Linked DNA regions of Mus musculus: all the other regions are linked to region 1. Evidence: chromatin loops called from intact Hi-C (ENCODE). Cell type or tissue: left cerebral cortex. All regions are shown on one strand.

The links. A loop is a pair of places that touch in the nucleus more often than their neighbours do. Peaks named below come from ENCODE experiments on the same cell type or tissue, not always from the same donor. Only the 100,000 strongest peaks of a DNase experiment are listed, where the experiment ranks them.
Region 2: it touches region 1 in a loop (2.0-fold over the local background); 2 of 42 quality-filtered maps call a loop at or near these places.
Region 3: a loop joins it to region 1, with 3 times the contacts of the local background. A loop is called at or near these places in 9 of 42 quality-filtered maps.

Annotation. Positions count from the first base shown.
Region 1 is chr8:95,738,194-95,746,193 of GRCm38, forward strand. Cnot1 (CCR4-NOT transcription complex, subunit 1) reads right to left here. Exons shown (of 49, transcript NM_001372353.1): 26 at 7,382-7,498; 27 at 6,750-6,860; 28 at 6,370-6,447; 29 at 6,020-6,197; 30 at 4,911-5,041; 31 at 3,588-3,884; 32 at 2,736-2,876; 33 at 2,537-2,641; 34 at 1,615-1,734. It overlaps Gm26493 (a small nucleolar RNA gene), which reads right to left; the gene lies at 7,867-8,000. Among named protein-coding and RNA genes, the nearest start is that of Gm26493, 4.0 kb to the right of the region's middle. In left cerebral cortex, a CTCF peak has its summit at 630 (motif pointing left); DNase peaks (open chromatin) are centred at 616 and 3,729.
Region 2 is chr8:95,485,156-95,493,155 of GRCm38, forward strand. Csnk2a2 (casein kinase 2, alpha prime polypeptide) reads right to left here and starts at 3,665. Exons shown (of 12, transcript NM_009974.3): 1 at 3,189-3,665; 2 at 2,410-2,521. The coding sequence starts at 3,292. In left cerebral cortex, a CTCF peak has its summit at 3,778 (motif pointing left); DNase peaks (open chromatin) are centred at 3,744 and 7,161; H3K4me3 peaks cover 1,714 bases; H3K27ac peaks cover 1,347 bases.
Region 3 is chr8:95,457,700-95,465,699 of GRCm38, forward strand. Csnk2a2 (casein kinase 2, alpha prime polypeptide) reads right to left here. Exons shown (of 12, transcript NM_009974.3): 5 at 7,952-8,000; 6 at 3,847-3,930; 7 at 2,979-3,089; 8 at 2,373-2,474. Among named protein-coding and RNA genes, the nearest start is that of Cfap20, 27 kb to the left of the region's middle. In left cerebral cortex, no CTCF peak of the experiment used is centred here; no DNase peak of the experiment used is centred here.

The sequences.
Region 1 (8,000 bases):
ATTTGTAATTCTAACACTAAGGAGGTGGGAGGTGGGGGCAGAAGATTAGGAGGGCAAAGTCACCCTTGGCTACAGAGTTCAAAACGATTCTGAGCTCTATGAAACCCAATCTCAAATACAACAACAACAACAACAACAAAAAAAAATACACACACAAACAAAAACAAGCAAACAAAACTTAATTTGTGTATACACACTGAGAGGTGACGGGAAGAGAAAAACTAAGACTGAATGAATGGGCAGTGTTAAACATTAGTAAGTAAATGATATCCTAGTTACCAAAATTCCCATTCGATACCCCCCTAACAGGTTGTTGTTCAGGGAAGTCTTAGAGCCCCTCAAAACAAGACAGGCTACTGCAATTACTCACAGCTGCCAAGCAGTAGAACAGAAAATGGGAGAAAAAAAAAGCAAAACAAACCAAACAACAAGCTAGAACTGAACTAAAACAAGCTCCTCTGCTAGGTAGCTTTCTTAGCATAGGAAATTAATCTGTAGGCTGCTAGGGAATTCTCTATGGCCCTACTCAGCTGTGAGCCATGTAAGCTCTAAGTCAAGTAAGATATGTCTACCGGTGCAATAGTGGCATCAATATGGGGATAATCTGCCACCTTCTGGCTGAAATGAGTCCCACTCCAAGGAGGGAATTCAAGCCTCGTACTATAAAACCGGCTAAAAGCCCATGGTTGGGACGACTCTGGTGGAAAGGAAATTACTACTTTTGTTTCGCTAAGTGGACATGTTGTCGAACTGTCTTCTAAATATGCATCTTTATACTCTTAATACTCCTCTCAACCTACGTTGCAAAAGCTTGTTTTCCAATGGTTAACAGAGAAGACTGGTCAAGGAGCTGAGAATGAGTAACTGTTGAACTTTGCCCTGAACACTTCCTCTAAGGCTCAGGGAATTATTTAAACAAGGGTACAAATATGTTTTTGGGGTGTAGCTTATGTTAAGCTTCTAGGATCCAGAAAAACCCCACCTATACCCATGCCGATGAAGGCTGCCCTCATTAAATTCAGCGGAATATGGATGCATATGTGGAAGTCAGAGGACAATTTATAGCAATCTTTTTCTCTTTCCTGGGACTCCAGAGGAACTGGAGATGGATAAGTAAGAAAATAATAGAGATGAAATTAATAAAAACTAAACCTTAAAATTATTTTTAAAAGAGACAAGAGCCTCCAGAAAAGAATACAAATTCAATAAAGGTGCTTTATGTTATTTTCTTTCTAAAAGTAAATCAACAGAAACAAAGCAGATAGCAGCTCTACAACTCAAGTGGTTTATGGGAAAATGTTTTCCTTGTAGTGTCAACTTCAATTAAATGTGCTGCACAATCTTAGAAACTCCCTTTCATTAAATTTAAGTATAAATTAAAGAAACAAATATTTAAAAAAGGAAAGGGAAGTCAAAAGTTAAGTTTCCTTGAACTAAACAGTAGTCAAGCTAATGCCAGGACTCACTACACTGCTTGACATGCTGATCTAACAAAGATCAGTTGTAACCAATGGCTTCCATTTTCCTACCCGGTAACAAGCTCCCCAGCAGAAAGCAATGCACTATTAAATTGTATTCCACAACACAAACAAGTTAATCAAATGAGGTATTTACCTTCATGGGCTGAGCTAAAAACCCTGTAGGCTGACTTAAGTCATTTGTAGGTAAGAAGCCAGGCACATTTCGTGCAAACTCTTCATAGACGGCTAGCTGCTTTGGGTCCACACCACCAACCTTAAAAGAAGAAAGCCTTTTTTGGGTAGAATTCACTTCACAATCAAAAGAAACGGATTATTTTATTTTGAGGTGGAAGAGTTGAGATGGAGTCTCTCTCTGGTAATAGAACTCACTAGATCAGGCTGGTCTCAAACTCAAGAGATCCTTGCTTCTCCCCACCCCCACCAGACCCCCTGCTAAAATGCCCAGCTAAAACTTATTTTCTACAAGTGATAAGCTTGCACAGAATTCTGATACAACAGTTAATACAACATATGCCAGCATTCATGCCAACAGATCACAGAAGAGGTTTTCTCATTTTCCTGTTAGAGTCAGTGTCACTTACAGTCATTAATAATTCCTTACTGGAGTCCCTATAACAGCACTGTCTGCAGTCCCTGCCCCGGCACTTGGGACTTAGTAGAGACCAGATGATTATAAGTTTGAGGCAGTTTGGTCCACATGGAAGCCTTGTCTCAACAACAATCGCTAGGAAATGCCTCAAGAGGAGACTGCCATGGAAGTCTCCTCTCCCTTGGGGTAAATAGTATCAAACCCTCACCATCTTGTTGGGATCAATAAGGAGCTATCAATAAAAAGATAAATACCAGAAAATATGAAAAGGCAAATTTAAGTTGGGAAAACACAACTTCAGTAGTCCATGCACTCTTTTTATCCTTGCTAGGAAATGTGAAAGTGAGCTGCTACCAGAGATGCTCCTTCAGCAGCAGCATATAGATGCACAGTCCTTAGGAGGGGTTCATGCAACAGTGACAGAGAAAGAGAGGGGAAGCAAGGAGGCAAGAGCCTCAGTTCTCACTTTCAGCCTGATCTGCTCCGGCATCCGCTCGGCTTGGTAGGTTAAGACCACAGGATCACAGTACCTACGTCCTTCTTGCCGGGCATGCTTCCTCAGCTCAAATTCCTACAAATACAAAACGTCACTGAGGCTCTTGTTATGAGACACTTCCTCAGACTCAAAGAAACCACAACCTTACAGATACACACTAAACACTTACAGTTGCCAATCTCTTGTCCATCTCAGGGCCTGCTTTCTCCACTGCAGTTTTCTGAATAAAACAACAAGCTAATTCACAATTGTCCTGAGCTAACTGAGCAGCAGCCTGGTCCATCATTTCCCTTTGCTGTGGGGATGCAGTCTATTGAGAACACAAGACAAAAGAAAAGAGCAATTCTAAAATGTACAACAGGAAATGCGGTATGGTCAACAGGTCATTCCATATTCTGGTACTACCTATGTACCAGCAGAAACCTACAAATATTCCTAATTCATTCACATATAAGATGAAAATACTTTTCAACATTTCATCAGGTTGTGGTGAACATACTGAACAATTTGTGAACTGTTAAGAAGCAAGAATTCTTAAATCTGATACCCACAACTTCAAAATGAAAAATTACTTGAAGTGATAAAAGTAAAGTAACTATATATTATAAACTATTAGTCCAACTGCTGTAATCTAAATTCATCTATGTTTGAGATGCTGGCTCCAAACTAAAAAAAAAAAAAAAAAAAGTCCTCTTCTCTTGGGTACTGCTGAGTATCTGACAAGTAACACTGAGCACAGAACTACATAAAAAAGAAGCAAACGCAACACTTTGCCTTAACACAACTTAGAATCTAAAAGACGCCAGAGGCTGGAAGTATCCTTCAGTGCTAAGGAGTTTGCCCTAACTCATTCTCATTCATTCATTCACATTCATTCAAATTCTCTCTCTCTCTCTCACACACACACACACACACACACACACACACACACACACACACACACACACACACACACACAGCACAGGCCCAAGCTCTTACAGACCAGTAATACATTTTATAGTACACAAAACAGTCTGCTTACACGCAGGGCTGAGGCAAAGCTGTTTTTGAGGTTGGTGGATATGCTCATCAGTAAAGGTTCCCTGCAAGTAATCATAGCCATTCCAGCTGTCAAGTTCCGCATCATGTGATGAGCTGCTATTCTCATTCGAGACTCCTCAGAATCCAGGGCAAAGTCCTTTCTGACTATCTGTTCGCACGTAGTCATAGCAATCTTAATTGAGCGATCCACCACAGGATGGACAAGCTCCTGGACAGCTCTTTCAATTGCTTGCCGCACACACTGCTTCAGCTGAGGATGAGCTTGAAATAAAGGGATCTGGAAGGAGGAAACAAGGCACAAGTCACATCTGACTCTGGTACTCCTTCAATGCTACAGAAACCACAGAGTTCACATAAAACTAACAAAGCCCCAGGAAACAGAACCTAGGAAGAAAAGAAGTCAGTATAACCTGTGATCTGTTTTTATCTGTTTAATCCCCTTCAATTTTAACAAGCTCATTAAACAAATAGTACTTGCTTATAGACATATGACTTTCTAAGTTAAAGTTATAGCTAAATTATCCGTTAGGAAGGCAGTATCAGCAGACGGCTGGCTGGTGAAAAGCACTCGCTGCTCTTGCAGAGTCCCTGGGCTATGGTTCCCAGCACCCCCACTGTGTAGCTTCACAATAGTCATAACTCCATTTCCAGATCTGCTGCCTCAGGCACACATGTGGCTTATACATGCATGCAGGCAAAACATTCCTATACATAAAATAAAGCTAAATGTAAAGACTTTGATTTAAAAATTATATATACAAACTGCATTCTGCCAAAAGAAGTAGCTTTAAATAGCAGGCCAAAGTGGCATGATAATGAAGGCCAAAGGAAAATACTATAGTATACATCAAGAAGAATCTCTTTTTATTGCTGGCATAATTAAATCACTGTGGGGTAGGGTTAAGAGTAAAAAATAGAAATCCTAACCGCTTAAAATGTTTGCCTATTGTAATATACACATTATAGATCCCCTACTTTTTAAAAAAATATCCCAGGGGAAAGCTGGTAAACAGGGAAGTAAGTAACCAAGAGTTCACTGCCACAAACTAGAAGTCAAAGCATTCTGGGGCTGCAGAGATGGCCCAGCGTTTAAGCACTTGCTGCTCTTGCAGAGGGATCAGGATTTGATTCCCAGAACCAATATGGTAGCTCACGCATGACCACCTGTAACTCCAATTTCAGGAGAGCTGATGTTCTTTTCCGATCACCTTGGGTACCTAACAAGCATGTAGTGCACAGGCATGCATTCAGGTAAAACACATAAGTCAATCTTTTAAAAGAAGAAGGATAAGTTTTCACTCACTGTAGGGTTTAGAGTAATATGAGGTGCCAGGCCTGCTAGAGAGTAGACATTGATGTCGTGGTAGCTGTACTGTGGCTGTGGTGGAACTGTGGCTGTACACGTAGTACTGGTAGCTGGTGTTGTAGAAGTTGCTACATGTAAAGTAAAGTAAAAGATAAAAAGCACATTTATCGACTGAACAAAGAAATCAGCTGGATAATAAATGGATCTTATCTATTTAAACTATGTCTCAACTCTTGAGTAGGGGCAGCTAATGTCATATTTTTCCCATTTTGAAAAAGAAATTCTGCTATTGTATGACATATGAGCCGGTCTATTAGTGGCAATGTCTACAGCACAGGAACATTTTCAGGATAATCCTGTATTAGGCAGGCCAAGCTTCCAATATCTGGCAGTGTTGTGGGTACATGTTCTCAACCTAGCCTTTACCAGGCTCATTTGGGATTTGTCAGATGCCAAGAGAAGGCTGGTGGGAGAAGAGGTGTTGGGTGCTGGTTGGCATATTCTACCAACTCCTCACCTTTAATATAACTACATCCAACTCCCAAAGGCAATCCCACCATCACCAGGGAGTATGTGTGCCTGTGTGTCTCACTAGTGAGTGCCAGTGCGTCTCTGTCTGTCTGTCTCTCCCTCTCTGTGTGCACATTGTGCGTCTGTGGAATGATTTTTAAACAGGGTCCCAGGCTGGTTCAAACTCATGTAGCTTAAGTTGTCCTCAAATGCACAATCCTCTTGCCTTTAGTTTCTTAAGATTAGAGCCCTGTACCTCTAAACCTCTTGTCTTGATGCAGATAAGATTGTCCTTGTAGGCATGACTGATCTGGCAAACCCTGGATTTTAAGAAATAATGTATACTATTATGTCATTCAAGTACTGTGATACTTAAATGTTTTGCAAGATAAGCTAGCCAGGCTATGATATAAGAACAACTCATCTACTCATAATTGCTTAAAATTATCTTAAGAGATAGTGAGACGATCTAGTAAGCCTATCCTTAGATGCTGCTCACACTTGATAATCAGATGGCTCACAGTGTGGGGTGGTTGCTAGGTGGCTTATGAGGAGTGGTGTCATCTGAGAAGGATCTGATGAACTTGTGCACTTACTTGTTGTTGTGATGGCAGGAAGCTCTTCGGGCTGCTTGACATCTTTCTTTGGAGCAGAGAGTTGCTCATCTAAGTTCTTCAGACGATCTTTATCTTTCAGCAGGTTTCCAGGTTTGAGCTCATTGATGTCTAATGCAAGGTTCTTACAGAGCACCTCAATCTCAAACTTCAGGTTTAACTGCATGATTCCAGTATTTAATTAGAATAAGAGAAAATTTGAGCTCTGTCCATAATATATCCTACAATTCAATCCACTGGTGCAATGACCACTGCCTACCCCCTGTACTGGTCTATCTTTACATTAAATCATCTGAAGGCCCAGAATCCTCTGAGAGAGGCAGCTCTTTTACCTTTAAGTCATGCTCCTGATGCAGCTCAGCCAATACATTCATAATTGCCATTGTCCAGGGGTTTGGTGGTCTAAAAACCTAAAGAAGAGCTATGATATTAAGGCAGCCTAAATCAAACCTTTACTCTGTATTATTCCAACAAGTAAATAAACATGACAGTGACAAAAGCCCCATTCTTAGATACAACCCATTCCAGAAAAACACAAAACGGAGTGGAAAGCTGATCCACTCAGCCTCTTCACCTAACTTAATGTGTAATAATCTAGGACCAACTAAGGAAGATTGTTCAACTAGCTCTATGTGCACAAGAATAAAGCTCTGATCTTTTGGTATTGTGTGAGCAGCCTCTCACCAATTCCCCAGGACTAACATTTACTCACCAGGCTGCGAATGCTGGACTCTAGAACTTTGGCAACAAAGGGCACCACATAGAGCAACTCTTGCTGTCCTTTAACGTAAGCCTCTAACAGCAAAGATTTCACATCCAAGTCCTAGAATTTTAAAACAAAACATTTGAGAAGCTGATGTTCTTCTGTTCCAGAAGTCCTCAGGGAAAAGTAAAATAAAATAAGAACCTAAGAATAGTATCTCATGGCCTAGTCGGCCATCACTGGGAAGAGAGGCCCCTTGGTATTGCCAACCTTATATGCCCCAGTACAGGGGAACGGCAGGACCAAGAAGTGGGAGTGGGTGGGTTGGGGAGCAGGGCGGGGGGAGGATATAGGGGACTTTCGGGATAGCATTTGAAATTTGAAATATAAATATATATATATATGCGCAAAAAGAGAAAAAAAAGAATAATATCTCACTAAAAGCTCATTTGCCAACATACATTATCTGATTCTTGCCCGACAAAAAGCACACCCACTGGCTTTTCTGTATCCTAAAAGAGCCTAAGAGACCACGAGCACAGAAATAAGAATTCAAACATGGTCAAAGACATAAAATCCCAGTGACAATTAAAACATTTCTTATAGCCAAGTTCAAAACATATATCCATCTTAAAACTCACTGTGTGTAAGATGGGTTTATTTTTAGCTAATGTGATCATTCCTAACCAATGTCCCAAGTTCTTCAGCAAAGAACGATCTGAGAAATTGGCCGCAGCTTTATCAGAAGTCAGCAGCACCTGCGATAATACAGAATTTATAAATAAGTGAATAAGCATATAAAAGAAATTCTCAATTTCGTATTTGAGAGTTTCCCTGGCCTCTCTAAAAGAAATCAATTCTGAGCACCTACCCAAAGCAGACCTATCCCGTGTATCCCATTGGTATCTTACTGCATGCATTAGCAAACTGTCGATACTACCTTTGAAACAGGTTTTAAAGAGCTCACGAGGTGGAATACTGATCTACCATGTCTAAGACCCTGAATCTGAATCCCAGCATGACAGAGAAAGCAAACAAATGAATGGTTGTTGTTTGCCTCAGAGTACGTAGGAAATTCCAAAGACTACAGAACTCCTTCCTAGAAAAGATAACGCAAGCTGTACAGTCATGTCCCTTAACTCCATAAAGCAACAGCAAAATGGCATCAGTCAGCTGTGCTACAAGGAGCCAGGAATTCTTTTTGCACTACAGCGTAACCAAGAATGGGGAAATTTCCCATACATAGGTTTAAATATAGTG
Region 2 (8,000 bases), 250 kb before region 1:
CAGAGAAACCCTGTTTTAGAAAAAAATAAAACAAAACAAAAAAACCCACAGACCTTTCACTAGCAGCTTTTTAAATTTGTAAAGTCCTCTAATAGCCTCAACTTACCTTGACAAATGAAATACTTAGAAATCTTACATGCAAGTTAAATGAAATAAAAGCCCTCCATCACTACGCACCCAACTGTGACAAAATGACAAAGACTGATATGAAGTGTCACTGAGTGCCTGCGCCCTGTGTCTCAGTCACCACGTGCCCACCTAGTCTTTCCTGTGAGATTCTATGAAAAGCAAACCTTTCCCAGACTGCCCTAAACCGAGCAGCTGGCACTGCTAAGGGCTTAATTTTCTCTGAGAAAATATCACAATAGTAGGTATTAGTCGTAACTTCAACTTATTTGAGTAATAAGCATAATTTTGGTATAGCCTCTGTTCTTTTTGAAAAATACTTCCAATCCATTATAAAAGCAAAACCACAATATTAGTGATTTCTTACTCTACCCTTCAAATATAAAGAAAAGCTACACAGAAATGCCTACACAGTGGTTTGACAAAGGAGTATGAGGTGGTTCAGACTGCCCTCTGAGAAAAACCAAACACGTCAGGAACTAGAGCATCGAGCGGGTCTCCCAAATCTCATGCTTGAACTTGAACCTGTGCTCAGTGCTAAGATCCTACAGCCCAGGCTGAAATGAACACTCAGAGGAATGAAGAAGTAGGAAGGAAGAGCTCTGGTGAAGGTCCATTTCAACAGAACAATGATGTCAGGTACATTTCTTTGTGCCTAGGTCTGCTATCTGTAAAAATAATTTAAAGCCGCTTCCGTACTGGATGTGGTAAATATATGCATTGGATCTTTAGAGCAGAGGAAAAACTATCAAGCAACTCATCTCTGAAGTTCCTCACAAGAACCATGGGAAACTACTAACCCTATGTTTCCTTAAACACACTGGGGCTTACACACACCTGAGCACTGTTCCCTTCCAAACACTCCACAGCAAACAGCACTTAGTCCCAAAATGCTACTGCACAGACATTTAGACATTTCCCTGAAATTGCTTTAGACTTGGCAAATTCAATCCTCCAAATGTGCAGCAACAGAACATGGATATTCCCAACTATGCTTGTTTTTGCTTATCCTTAAAATGAAAATGTCTGAAGTAACTTCTATTCAAAACAGGTTTATGTAAGTAATGAAATTGCATGGTTTCCTCCAGCAAGTTCCCTGAAGGAAACATTTCTCTGCTTAAAACACACCCCTCCCATAACTACAGACCTCCAATGTACAACTCATACTTAGCGGGGCCAAGCTCCCTATCTGCCATCATTCCTTCCTTCTCACCCCAGTGTCTTGGGCAGCAGCAATAGCATCACCCATCTCTGCAGCAACTCTGCTCCTTCATCACTAGGCCAGGATGGTAAGGAGCATTAGCAGCAGCCATTTTTTTTGAAAGGTGATTCACACAACGCTAAAATCTACACAATTAAATAAGAACTGCCCTAAGGCACAAGCTTTTCAATCCTGCATTTTTGTTCACTGGGCACTGTGAAAATCTGGTGAAACACTACCACTCTCCAGTGCTCTTTCACTAGTGACACACATACATGTTAAGTGATCTGACAACATGAAAAACTGCCCAGATCCTAAGGTGACAAGCATATGCATTTAAATGACTTGACAACCATGAAGAACCGCTCAGGTCCTACGAACCACCCTCTCGAACAACCTACAAAGCACTATTGAATCTTCAATCACCTGTACAGAAACTTGGCTGACTCTTCATGCTCATTAAGATCATGTCTTCATTTGAGTGATAACAAAAGCCCTATCATTATCAAAGCGAGAGGGCTAGTCTTGCCACAGAGACAAGTTTTGTTCCAGTTATTATTTCAGGGGCTAGAATGTACTCTTCTGTTGCCCCAGATCTCTTAGCGGCTGGCTTGCTATATCCAGCCCACCTGAAACTTTACTGCTACATGAAATGAAAATATCAACTGAGGGAATTGTCCTGAATTTTTGGCTTTAAACTTATCTCTGAGCAGACTCCAGTTTTGTTTTGTTTTGGGTTTTCCGGACTTTTTCTGGAGTAACTGGGAGCAGAGAGTAACGAGTACAGATTTAGAATCCCTACAGTTGACAGATTCTCCATGCAAACTCCTTCCTCTCTTGCGAATACCTCTTTATTCCATATCAGATACAGTCCCCCCTCACAAGCTTTGTTTGAGAAGTTCAGAATTCACACTTTAAATGTTCCTGACCTACCAAACTCAGAATTAAGACCAGCCCGCACATTTTCTCAAAAGTTCACAAGGAAAAGCATGGTAGGAGTCCTGTAGGAGATGCTTATTCTGGGATAGCTGGTTCTTTTGCCCTGTGGGGGGAAAGGTTACATGCCACCGTTGGCCACTCACCTTGAGAATTTTTACAACCACCCTCTCATTGTTGGTGATGTTAATGGCCTCAAATACTTCACTATACTTGCCCCGACCAAGTTTTCGAACCAGTTGGTAATCATCTTGATTACTGTGAAAGGCAAGAGATATACATAAATGCCAGGATTTGGGATTAAGCAAGCCTCTGTCCACCACACATCCATCCGCCATCTCCAACTAATCAAGCATTCGGAAGTATTCCTACCATCACACAGCAACTCATTCTCTTAAATGAGAGCCACACAGAAGCTTGGCTCCCTTCACTCTGCAGAGCTCCTAACCTAACTGACTCTTAACAAGAAGAGGAATGGGCAGCTACAAGGCCTCAGGAGCCATTAAGGGGACTAAGGGAAGCATCCCCCCTGGTGGTACTGGGGTGCCCTGCCCGTGGCTCCACGGCACCTGCCTCCCATTTCACACCTTCCAGGGGGCACTGCCCGCTCTAGACAATCTGCCCCTCTTCAAAATGACCCTCCCACCCAGCCTCATTTCAGAAAGTAAAGAGGTAGAGATTTCAACAGCTCAAGAGGACAGCCATGGACTTCCCAACCCATAGGAAGCCCAAAGTCTGAGGAGGAAGGGCCGCCCCCACCCCCGACCCCACGCTTCTCCCCACCGGCGGCTGAGCCGGGGACCGAGGCAGGGCGGACAGGAGAGGCCGGGGACACGTGCGGCCGGGGCCGGGCCTCCCTGCCAGCCCCGAGGCCGAGCGGCCGGCGGGTGCGGTTCGCGCGTGGGGCGGCCGGCGGCGGCTTTACCCCCAGCTCGGGACGTGGGCTTCGTAGTCCCAGTACTCGCGGCTCCTCAGGCTGTTCACCTCGGCGTAGACCCGGGCCCGACTGCCCGCGGCCGGGCCGGGCATGGCGGGCGGGACCGGGGGGCGCCGCGGGGCGCCGAGGGCGGCGGCGGCGCGGCGCGGGGCGCGGGGCGGCAGGCACGGGAAGCGGCGGGCCGCGGGCTGCCCAAGCAAGAGGAGGAGCGCGGCGGCGGCGGCGGGCGTCCGCGCCAGGCCGGGCCCGCGGGGGCGGGCGGACGGACGGACGCTCGGGCCGGGGGGCGCGGAAGGCGCCGGCCGAGCCGGCCCGGGGCCTTCGGCTGCCGGAGGGACGGCGGGGTTCGTGCTCCGCGGAGGCCTCCGCTCGGCTCGCGGCCCCCCAGAGGCGGTGGTGGCGGCAGCGGCAGCCACCGGTCGGGAGAGGGGCAGCGGCAGCGGCGGCGGCGGCGAAGAGGGAGGAGGAGGAGGCGGAGGAAACCCGGAAAAGGGGCCGCACTCGCCAGGAGCGGCCGCCGCCCAGCCCCGGCCCGCCCCGGCCCACAGCGCCCCCTACAGTGCGGGGGGACTATGGCCGGCGCCCGCCCCCTCAGCGAGCTCGCCACCCTCCAAGCAATGTGGCCGGCTGCCTGCCCAACTGCAGGCCACCCCCCAGAAGTCTCTACCTTTGACTGCCGCCGCGCTTAGCATAGTTCCACTGTCCAGTCACCTCGTGTCCACCCACCACGACCTCCCATATTGGCCCTGAGCTGACTTTCTTTGAAACCCAAGAACCCTCCCCTCAAACTGTCCCCCTTCCTCACTCCTCTTCCCACTCTGGACCCCACCCTGCCATCCACAGATCCCTTCCTTCAAGAGGAAAACCAAACTAGTCCTAAAGCTACCCTCGCCTCCCAATTCCCCATCCAGATTCCTCCCTGAGAGCCCACTGAGCCATCCTTTGGGCCACTTGCTTAAACCAGAGCCCACCAGATAGTTTCCCCATAAAGTTAACTGGGTTTTTCCCCCTTTGTATTGAACCTGTAATTTGTGGATCATACTTTGAGAATGTAAATATCCATTTTGTTTGTTTGTTTGTTTGGGAGGAGGGAGAGCTGGGGAGTGAGGACTTCTTGAACAGTCTTCTCTCTCATTGATGTCCTGGGGTCCCCGGCTATCTTGTTTTCCTGTTCATATTCTTTAACAACAAGGATCTCTTCTTCCAGCCCAGGTTGCTCTGACTCTAAACTCCCCCTCTCCCTCCCCCCCACACACTGTTTTCTAGATGAGGCCACGTTTCCTCTTTCTTCACATACCGAACTATCGAGGTTCAAGTCCCGGTTCCATAGTTTGCAAGGAATGCAGATTTGAACCAATGACTCAACGTCTCCGTGCTACAGATTTTGTAGCATCAACCCAGCACCGACTTCACAGAGCTGTACAGAGACTAAGGACTGCTCCATATTAAAACACTACATGTTCCCGCTGTTGTTAAACTCTACACCTTTCCTTCCCTGAGAATAGCGCATGCCCGTCTTTCAGTTTCTTCTTCTCTCTGAGCTTGGCCACGGGGTACCGCTGCCACCCCACAAATGACTGGCTTTCTTTTTCAAATCTCACCTTAGAGGCCACTTTCTCTGAAGTTGATACTTCTCTCAGCGACTCCTCCATGCCCTTCGTAAAACTACAGCTTGGCATGAGTCCTCTCCTGGTTTGCCATCTGTCCCCTCCCTGTGAAAACAATGTGAAGGCATGACTAGGGCTGGGTGATCACCACCAGGTCACTCAGTGTCTGCCGGGCAGGAGGCCTTCAGTCAACACAGTGCTCTTGGCCCACGGTTACCATGCTGGTTACAAAGGGGACCCTGAAGGTCATATTATGCATGGACCAGCTGACTTTCTGTGTGACGCACAGAGAAAGGACACACCACTCATCACATTGCTGTCAAAAAAGCTCAACCTGCATCCAACCAGACACGGCCAAACTGAGGGACAGTTCAGCAAAAAAATCTAGTTCACACTGCTAAAAAATAACAGTGTCACAGCCAAAACAAAACTTGAGGTGCTGCTCTAGAGTAAAGGAGACTGAGAGCGACCCCTGAGGCTGCACACTGTAATCCTACCTGAGGAGTAGACTGTGGGTTCAAGGCCAGCCTGAGCTACATAGTAAGATCTTGTTTTGTTTGTTTACTTTTTTGTGGGGGGATGCAGTCAGGTGTGGTAGTGCATTTTGGTAACCCTGGTACTTGGGAGGTTAAGACAGGCAGATCAGCATGAGTTTGATGCCTGTCTATCTGGACTATGGAGTGAGACCTGTCCAAAATAAAAAATAAAACAAACCATTCAGAAGCCTAGAGAGACAGACACACTATTTCTACTGCCCTTATCATTCAAAAGCAGCAAAGAATATCCAAAATAAATAAATGGGTCAGGCCAGGTGGGGTAGTCCATGACTGTTAGCCTAGCAGTTGGGAGGCTAAGGCAGCAGCATAGCCTAGATTCTGTAATGTGCTTCAGGCCAGTGTGGGTTATGTAGACTCTATTTCAAAAACAAAAGACAACAAAAAAGCAAAAGCAGGAACTGTGTGTGTATGTGTGTGTGTGTGTGTGTGTGTGTGTGAGAGAGAGAGAGAGAGAGAGAGAGAGGAATACACTTATCTCTGGGGTAATTTTAATATGGGGTGTATATTATATATTACCAATGTTTTTGTTTTTCCCAGACAGGGTTTCTCTGTGTAGCCCTGGCCATCCTGGAACTCACTCTGTAGACCAGGCTGGCCCCGAACTCAGAAATTCACCTGCCTCTGCCTCCCAAGTGCTGGGGATCAAAGGCGTGCGCCACCACTGCCTGGAAAATACCACTGTTTTAATGCTAACTTGAAGCACATGAGCTTTATATTGGGGTTAAACAAGAAAAGCCCTTTGGTTTTAAAATTTTCAAGTGTTGAAGGATGAACTGTTTTAATCTCCACAATGTATTCTCAAGTGGCTCTGTAGAAAACCAACAAATAACAAAAACCCATGGGTTCCCAAGGACATGACCATCCATGGAAAGAAGGAACCACTGGCTGACAATTAATGACATAAGCCAAATATCCGCAAGTACTGACTCAGGCACCGTAACGCCAGGACCCTGGAGGCGCAAAGGTAGGAGAGTCATGAGTTTGAAGTCCACCTGGGTTTCATAGCAAGACCTTGTCATAAAAGAAAAAGCCCACAAATTTGCAACTTTGTGCAAACTCTAACACCTTCAATAAAACAAGAACTGTGGGCTGGAAAGAGATATAGCTCAGGGGTTAAGATCAATGGCTGCTCTTCCAGAGGACCCAGGTTCAATTCCTAGCACCCGAATTGCAGCTCACAACTGTCTGTCAATGCCAGTTCCGGGGACACGCACGTAGCCAAAACACCAATGCACATAAAATACATTTTAAAATTTGAATGAAATAAAGCATTTAGCGAACACATGGACTTTGACCTTGATTCCAAACACGGCACCCCCTCTCAATCTCCTTTTTAACACACCCTTAAGATCTTAAGGTTGCTCCAAGTTTTATTTTTTTTGTTTTCTTTTTCCCCCCTCAAAATGTTCTATTAACTTGTCTAGACCAGCAAGTCACAATCCTAAATCTTAGATAGACTTTCTTAGCTCTAGAAAGCTCCTGACACTGTGCAGAAATTGTAGCTAGTTTGAGCATGTATGCTCTTTTTCCTCTGCATGTGTCAGGTTCTCAAAGGAGACTATGGCCTGGAGAGGATTCTAAGCCACTGCCATTGATCTGAGAACTGTGTCCAAGCCCTGGCAGAGCCCCATTCTTTGCCTCCTCCACCCTGGCCCACCTCTGGCCCCACCCACACTCCCTGTTCTTGCCTCTCATCCTTCACCACGTTGCCCACACCCATGTCTCATAACCTGATCCCACACCTGTGGCTGCTTGGGGATTCTCCCACACATGGCTCTGGCGCAACATACTCCGGATTTGGCTGATACTCTATTGGCTCAGCCCTGAAACCTATAGCCAGCCCTCCCACAGCCAAGTGGAAGGCGTTTTTTTTATGGCTTGTTGCAAAGTAGGATGATGGGTGTCCCACAGTATTGGCAAGGTCCCACTGCTTTTCTTTAGTCCCCCCCCCCCCCTTTTCTTTTCTTTTCTTTATATGGCCAGCCTGGCTACGGTTAACATGAGGTGGTACCCTGGCAGTCCAGCTGAAGGAATCTGGCTTGGGTTTGTGAAAGACCGAGCAGGTAGTTCTGCATAAGTAGGTGGAAGGGCAGGGAGAGCCCAGTACTGATTTTTCTTCACTGTGTGTGCCATATACAAGTGAATGTGATCAAAATTATAGAAAAGAGGATGCAAGGAGATGCCTCGAATCAGATCATCCAGTGCTTCCTCGCCGACATCTCTTCTAGACTCCAATTTACCGAACAAAATAAAAATCATTATGAAGATCTTAGAACATTTTCTGACAAGTTTTTTCCTGGGGTTGGGGTTCAAATCTAGAGCCCCCATTTACTGTCTTGATAAGGTCTATTTTCAAAACATTTGAGAGGTTTCACAGGTCTTTTTTTTTTTTTACCTCACATTGTTTCTTCTTAAAACAAAAACAAAAGCAAAGAAAAAAGAAAAGAAAACAAAACAAAAACCCAAACCTCCCTTAAGAGTTGGATATGATAGCCAATGGTGATGCACACCTTTAATCCCAGCACTTGGGAGACAGAGGCAGGTGGATTTCTGAGTTTGAGGCCAGCTTGGTCTACAGAGTGAGTTCCAGGACAGCCAGGGCTACACAGAGAAACCCTGTCTCGAAAAAAAAAAAA
Region 3 (8,000 bases), 280 kb before region 1:
ACGTAATTTAGATGCTAATATCTTTGAGGACATTGTGATCTAATGTCTAGAATCTGATTTTGTTAGACAAAGAGATATTGTGGGTTGTCATAGGGATAGGTTATCAAATTTTCAAAAAAAAAAATTATACAGCCATATCCTACGTTGGCAGAAATTTTTATAATTAATGCAACTTGAAGTTAAAATTTTACATTGATATACAATTTATAGAATAATACAGATTTAAATTTCTTATATTGATACAAGATTTAAAATTATTATTGTTACTCTTTGATAGGCATTGTGCCTGTACAACTCTTCTAAGAATACAAGGCTTGGACCCAGTCCTTCTAATAACTCCCGTTAAAAAGTGTTTAGGGGTTGGAGAGACAGCTCAGCGGGTAAGAACACTGACTGCTCCTCCAAAGGTCCTGAGCTCAAATCCCAGCAACCACATGGTGCCTTACAACCATCCGTAACGAGATCTGACGGCCTCTTCTGGTGTGTCTGAAGACAACTACAGTGTATTTAGGTATTAAAATAAGTAAATAAATCTTTTTTTAACTTTAAAAGAGTAAAAACAGTGTTTAGGATGATTAAGTAATACAAGTCAAGGGCTAGATTATATTATATTCTGATTTAATTATAATAAAGTGTTTTTAATTTACTCAAATAGAAATGACTAAGAATAGTTAAGGTATAACAGTTCAGATATACTTTAAATAGATAGACAGTCTTCTTTTTTAAAAAAAGATTTATTTATTATATGTAAGCACACTGTAGCTGTCTTAAAGACACTCAAGAAGGAGTCAGCTTTTGTTATGGATGGTTGTGAGCTACCATGTGGTTGCTGGGATTAGAACTCAGGACCTTCGGAAGTGCAGTCAGTGCTCTTAACCACTGAGCCATCTCTCCAGCCCCCGACAGATAGTCTTCTGTGGACAGAAGTCCACAGAATACAACATTTAAGGCCATTTCATTATTAAAGATCATTTGACTAGAATCTAGTCTGCTCCTGACTACACCCCTTTCTTGGTTCAAAGAAAAAAATTAAATATCAATAGAATTGCTCCAGTCGTGGAGAGATTACCACTAGGCAAAAATTGCCTCAATTCATCTACAAAAATACTGTCCAGGAAAAGGTCATACTATGTGAAATAGTTGACCGGTAGCTCTGCCAAGCAAGACAGGGTAAGCAGTCCTTCACAATTCTGCTTTACAAAAGTCTGTCAGATGATCCTGGGCCAGAAGGCTCATTATATATTCGGATTTAATTATAATAAAGTGTTTTTAATTTACTCAAGTAGAAATGACTAAGAATAGTTAAGGTATAAATGTTGGAGACTGAAGCTCTAACATTTTGAGGAATTAGGGACTGTCCAGGTAGTCAGCTGTCTCTACAAAATGTTTAAATTTTGGAAGCTATCTCTTGTGCTTCCTATATTTTCAGGTAATATTTAAGTCATTTTTGGATTTCTGATGGAGTTGAAGACTAGTTATAGTTTCATAGCACTCAAACTGTTTAACATTAAGAGAGATGATACAGATTTGAGAGGATGATTTTCAGATGGTAATACAAGCTAAAACCAGAATATAATTCAGATATAAAATTGTAAGCTTTTAAAGTTAGGATAGATGGTAGAGTGTTTTATCTAAATTGACAATATGACAGACTGGGTTTTAAATATATCTTATACTTTCTAAATTGCATAATAGTTGTACTCAATTTATACGAGGGGGAAAAAAAAAAGGGAGAGCCCTTTAATTGTACAAAAAGGGGGAAACATTGTGGCTTGCCCTGGTGCTATTTGTATTCTGATGTTAACTCTGCTTCCTCAAGAGGGGCTGCCCGAATAAGGAGTGGATCATGTGCTCAGGTGATCTCATGTGAACCTTCTCCTCATTCTAACTGGTCAGATAAAGGCTAGAGCCTGTGATTGGGCAGTGGAAGGGAAAGGTGGGGCTGGAGGTTTTAGAGAGGAGGAAGAGAAGAAAGAGGAAAGAAAGACAGAGGAAGAGGAGGTGGAAGATGGAATAGTACCACGTGGCCTGGAGAAGCCGCAAGTAACAAGGGATCTCATAGATGGGCGACAGAGTAGTGTAGCGGTAAATGTGCCCAATCTAGCTGTGCAGCTTGTGAATGCTGTAACTGAGTTGTGTGGTTTTTGCTCGGACATATTGGGGCTGGAGATTTACTGCAACAAAGAGATACCTTATTTCTTAGACCCATCTTGAAGGTTCAGCATAGACAGCAAATGTCTGCATGCTTTGGGATTTTGTACCACAGACACAATTCTGAACAACTCATCAGCTTACATGGTAGCCCATATATAGTGAGTGACATTCATGGCTCAAATGTTATATCTCTAGCATTTATAACATAATCTGCTCACCTGGTCATAGTTGTCCTGCCCGTGGAAGAATGGCTCCTTTCGGAATATCATGCTCGCTAACATGCAGCCCAAGCTCCACATGTCCAAGCTATAATCATACATCTGAAGGCAGTAAGGACGGTCGATCAGTCAAAGATGGCTAGAAACTCTTTGTACTGATGGAGTTTCTAGTACTCATCTGACTCCTGAAGATTGGCCCGTATTTCTAAGGCACTAGGGTCTTATACTTATCAGGCAAGTTCCATTCTTAGCCTTTCTGAAGTTATAACTAAAAGTCATTCTTTCCTTAAAAAAAAAAAAAGGGCAGCAAGAGGCTCAGCTGGTAGACTAAGTATCCAAGGCTGCCAACCCCAACAACCTAATCCTTATGCCAAGAACCAACATGGTGGAGAGAACAAACCCCTCTAACCCTCACACGTGGGCTGTGGTACAAGTAAGCTTATACATACATAATGAAAAAAAATTTAATGTAGTTGAGAAAAAGCTTTATAGAGTAGAATAATAACTGGGTTTTGTATGAATCCATCGACTACATAGCAAACCAGGAAAATCCCTAAGAAAATATAAAATTAATGCAGAGCAGAGCAGCTTCACTGACACGCTCACCTGATAGTCCACAAGGAGCTCTGGTCCCTTGAAGTACCTCGAGGCCACTCGAACATTGTACTCCTGAGCAGGATGATAGAACTCTGCCAGACCCCAATCAATCAGTCGGAGCTATAAGAAAGACAAGAGGAAACAGACCATGAAAGATGCCCTTGGACATGCCCATGCCTGTGGTGAGGCCACAGCACGTATCTATAACAGGTACTTGATCACATAGAGTAGGAGTGTACCCATGGAAGACTACACTTCAAGAACTGCAGATGAGGTCATTTCTGGAGCACTTGGAATGTTTCCGAGTTTTTCCCTTTAAGTTACCCTGGTCTTTTACTCTCTCCAGATCATCAGAACTCAACCTTGTTTCTGCCTCCATGCTACTTACATATGGAACACACTCCCCCATCACTCACGGCTGTTAACATGAGCTCCAGGCAACACTGAAGGACATGTATGGCTCCCTCCAGGCAGAAGCACTGCACACTGCTCTAACTGGTTATTAAGCTAACACTGGCTGTGACAGCCAGAGTTGGAGGGCCCCAAGTGTATCTCTTAGGGCTAGTTGGACTGGAATGATCATGAAGAAGTGACGTAGAAACCACTGTTGTAGTTTCTTCCTAAAGCCCTGTCAACTCTAGAACTAAAATAAAACCAGAAACTATAGTCATGGTTAGCATGTACACACGTTCCTGGTAGAAACTAATAATACAGGAGACTAGAGAAGTCAGAGTAATCAGTCTACAAAAGGAATCAGCATGGTCTACAGACAGCATAGACAGCATCGTGTCTACTGATACCACAATGCTATTTGACGAGGTTTAGATCTTCCCTAAGCCTTCAGCAAAGGTTTGGTGCTGCCTGGCTGGATTGGTACCTTTTTTTGTTGGTGATCTATCATGACATTGTGAGGTTTCACATCCCTGTGCATGATTCCCTTGCTGTGGCAGTAATCCAGAGCCTAGTAGGTAAGAAAGCACAGAGAAAAGTAAGCAAACCCTTTAATCGCCCCCAATGCAAACACATTCTTATTATTTGTGACACTTTAACTTGAATGGTCTCAAAAAAGCTCTCTGTGGACACTACAGCTGGCAGCCAGTAGAAAGGGGGCTTTCAATGGTCATGCTGAAGGTTGCTTTATAAGGAGGGAACGAGACCCAGCACGTGGGACCTGAAGAATGACATCCTAATACATCTTCTAACAAGGCAGACATAAGCGTGAGTTTTCTAGGCTAAGAAGCATTTACATTTTACTTAAATATAAAATCTGAGCCACTTAGCTTTTAAAAACCAACATTATAATTCTGAGAGAAAATTATTTTCTGTAATAGAATCAATATAAGAGGCTTTTATGGGTTGAAAGCCTGTGATCTTTAGTAAGTAGAAAACCCCGTAACCATTGCTACCACACTTTACAACTCTCAGGACCAAATTCCCACACAGAGTGACTTCAAGCCACTGCTGGATCTGCTCTGTGATCTAGACTTTTTTGGTCCTTGGTCTCCTTTCTTTCACTGTGCTTTTGAGATTGAGTAGTTGTATGAACTTATTAGTTTGCTGCACTGGGGTTGTTTCTACTTTTGGCTGTTGAGAACACGCTGCATTGAATAAGCACGTGGAAGACTTTTGGGGGAATATGCATCTATTTATCTTGGGAAGTTCCTTGCTGTATAAAACTTTACATTTTCTAAGGAACTGCCTGTTTTCTCAAGTCTAACACAGGATGGTTCCAGTTTTACACACTGGCCAATCCCTGTCACACCCTTTCTAAAATAACAGTTATTCAGGTGGGTTAAAGTAGTATCTTAATGTGTTTCTGACTTGTATTTCCTTATTAGCGCTGAAACACATTTGTCACCTCTTTATTGGTCAGTCTATATGCTGCCTTTGAAGAAATATTTATTTAAATCTTTAAATTTGTATGAATATGCCCTTTTCCTTTTAGGTAACTCTGAGAACAAGTACCTCCTGGCTGGGGACAGCAAGACTGAAAAGGACACCATCCCAGGCAGCTTTATGCCACAGAGGAGCATCAGCCTGATGCCAACAATATGCTCCCCTAATCTACAGCAACAACAACAAAGTTGATGCTTTTAGTATGAATTTGGAGAATGGGCAATACAGAACCTGGGGACAAGGTGACATAATCAGTGACATAATCTCCCAAGAAAGAAATACTGAGAGGAAGGAGCCAGGGTCACTTCCTGGACATCCGCAATTACGCTACTGTTTCTGCAGCAAAAACAATCTATAGTTACAGCTTGTCCCAGCTATGCAAGGCCACTAAGCACCTGGTATATGACCAGTGTCCTACAGATAACAGAACTCTTAGTTTTGCTTAATTTAAACAGCTACCACAGATTTAAGGACATCTGACTGGAGGATTTACAATGGAATACCATGGAGACTTAAGATTGATTTACTTTACCTATGTTCTATTTCCATTTTTTTGTTTTGCTTTACAATAGATGTAGCAAGATTGCAACGAGCTCTTGGTGCCTTCTTTCAACTGGTATTTGTTTACCCAGATCTTCATAGCTCTCACCCAAATCCATCTCTGCAGTTGTCTTATGAAACTAGGGACCGTGAGGGCACACACCACACCCTAAATCTGAATCCGATCACAGAAAGCCTGGCGGGCAGCGGCAGTCACTGAGCAGTCACCCACAGCCTTCAGCCTCAGGTCGGTCTGTCTCTGTCTGTCTCTGTCCTTCTCTGTCCCTGTCTGTCTGTCTGTCTGTGTCTCTCTCTCTCTCTCTGTCTCTCTCTCTGCTGTCCTGGAACTCACTTTGTAGACCAGGCTGGCCTTGAACTCAAAAATCCGCCTGCCTCTGACTCCCGAGTGCTGGGATTAAAGGTGTGCGACACCACCGCCCGGCTTCTTCTACATTTTCAGCAAGGTTAAATATTTCCTATTTTCTAAAAGAAAATGTTGATTTTTTTTTTCATTTTATCTAGTCTCTGTCAAAGATCTAATTCTGACAATACCTGGGATATGAAAAATATAGGATGGAACCAAGGACTGAGCCAAAAAAAAAAAAAAAAAAAAAAAGCAGCGATTAGTTCTTGGCAGGGTACAGTGGCCAGACATACTGTGGGTTCCTAACATGCCTGTACATTCCTTGAGGGGTACTTCAGTTTTAATATCTGCCACAGCTTCTGCTCCTAGACATTGGGATTTTGCCACATTAGCAGAAAGAGATAGCTCACTGCCATCACTGGACAGCAGCGTGGGCACCAGCACTGAGCACTGATGTGCTAGGTTTGTCTTCATGGAGCTTGTGCTAGCTAAAAACTCCAAGACTCGAAAGTGACTTAAATGAGCTCCTGTGAGAAGAGGACAGTGGTTCTCATAGTGCATGCATGGGGATTTCTGGGAAGACCTCTAGCAAAGGCACAGCTTGAAGTTCACAGCATGGCAAACCTCTTCCCACTGCACACTTCCACAGGAAAGGAAGGCCAGGTCAAGCAGTCTATCCTTCCTAACAAAGCTCAACAGACACTAGTGAATTCTAAGCCCAGCATTCTGGCTCTAGTAACAGGCAGATCACTCAAGAACAATTCTAAGGAAAACATTTCAGGAAGCCAGATCTGCAAACTTCCACTCCCCAAGTCCAGCCTTTCAACCTGGTATTTTGCTTGAGCAATGTTTTTCAGTTCCCATACAAACCCCATCTTGGCAATTTTCTTAATTGAGGTTCACAAGCATTAAACTCAAGAGATTCGCCTACCTCTACCCCACAAGTGCCAGGATTAAAGTTATGTGCCACCATGTTGGCCAATTTTGTATTTATGATGCACTTCTGGGGGGGTACAAAGTTGTTATTAAGTTCTTAGTGATCCATTACCCAAAAGGTATACAAGGCTGGTTCACAGTGCTTTACTGCAGTGTTCATCAAGACAAATAAAAACAGGTGTCTGTTGATTGATAATGCTTCGATTTTTTAGTACTTGGTAAGTCACTTAGAAGGTTCACCCATCACTTCTCACTTGCTCAAACTAGCCAGCGCAGGTGAGATGCAGATGTTCTCATACAAAAAAGGGATGTTAAAAGACAGTTTGAAAAACTAAAAAGATGGCTGCAAATGTCTGCCAATTATCAAAGGTCTGCCAATTATGTATATCCCTCTTCATAACTTTCCCATCAAGAAAGAAATAGTAACTGCCAGGTGGTGGCAATTGGCCTTGTTCCCAAGCACTCGGGAAGTGGAGGCAAGCAGATCTCTGAGTTTGAGGATCCCCTGGAACCTGGTCTACAGAGGGAGTTCCAGGAGAGAAACCCTGCCTTTAGAAAACTAAAACACTAACCGCACCCCGACCCCCCCCCCAAAACCCAACCAACCAACCAACATTTTATACCAACTAATTCAACAAACATATTGATGTTGAGGGCCAAACTACAGGGCTGACCTTGGCAGGCTGCAGGCTGAGGTTCCCATTCTCTTACTGTTACTTGGAAGGCAGGACCTCAACTATTCCAGCAACCCCAGCCCACATCACACAGGCACATGAATGAGCCCAACCCAGACTATCTTGTCTCAGTCAGGCAGCCCTGACTCTTAAAAAAAAAAAAAAAAAAAAGTTACCAGGCCATCTCATCAAATTATAAGCAATTGAAAAGGCATTTAAAAAAAAAGTCTGAGGTCACTTGTCATAGAGAAAACTAAGAACTAAGATAAAACTAAAACTAAATCATAAAACTAAGATTAATTACCTGGCAAAGAAAAAAAACTCCAACTGCCAATAAGAGACATACACGAGGGGTTGTGAACTTTGTATAACGGCCCTGCACTCCTTGTTTGGCCAAATTTCCAAGTTTGATTGAAAATCTGTGAGGTCTCACAACAGGATTCTCATCAGAACTTAAGTCTCACTAAGTTCTCTATTAAGAAATATTCTGCTTGAATTCTCTCTGTATTTTTTAACATCCTCTCAAAAATACAAGCCTGAGGGGGAAAGCACCATCAACAAACGCCACTTACTTTAAGTAGTTCATACATATAAAACCGGATATCAAAGTCAGTCAGGATC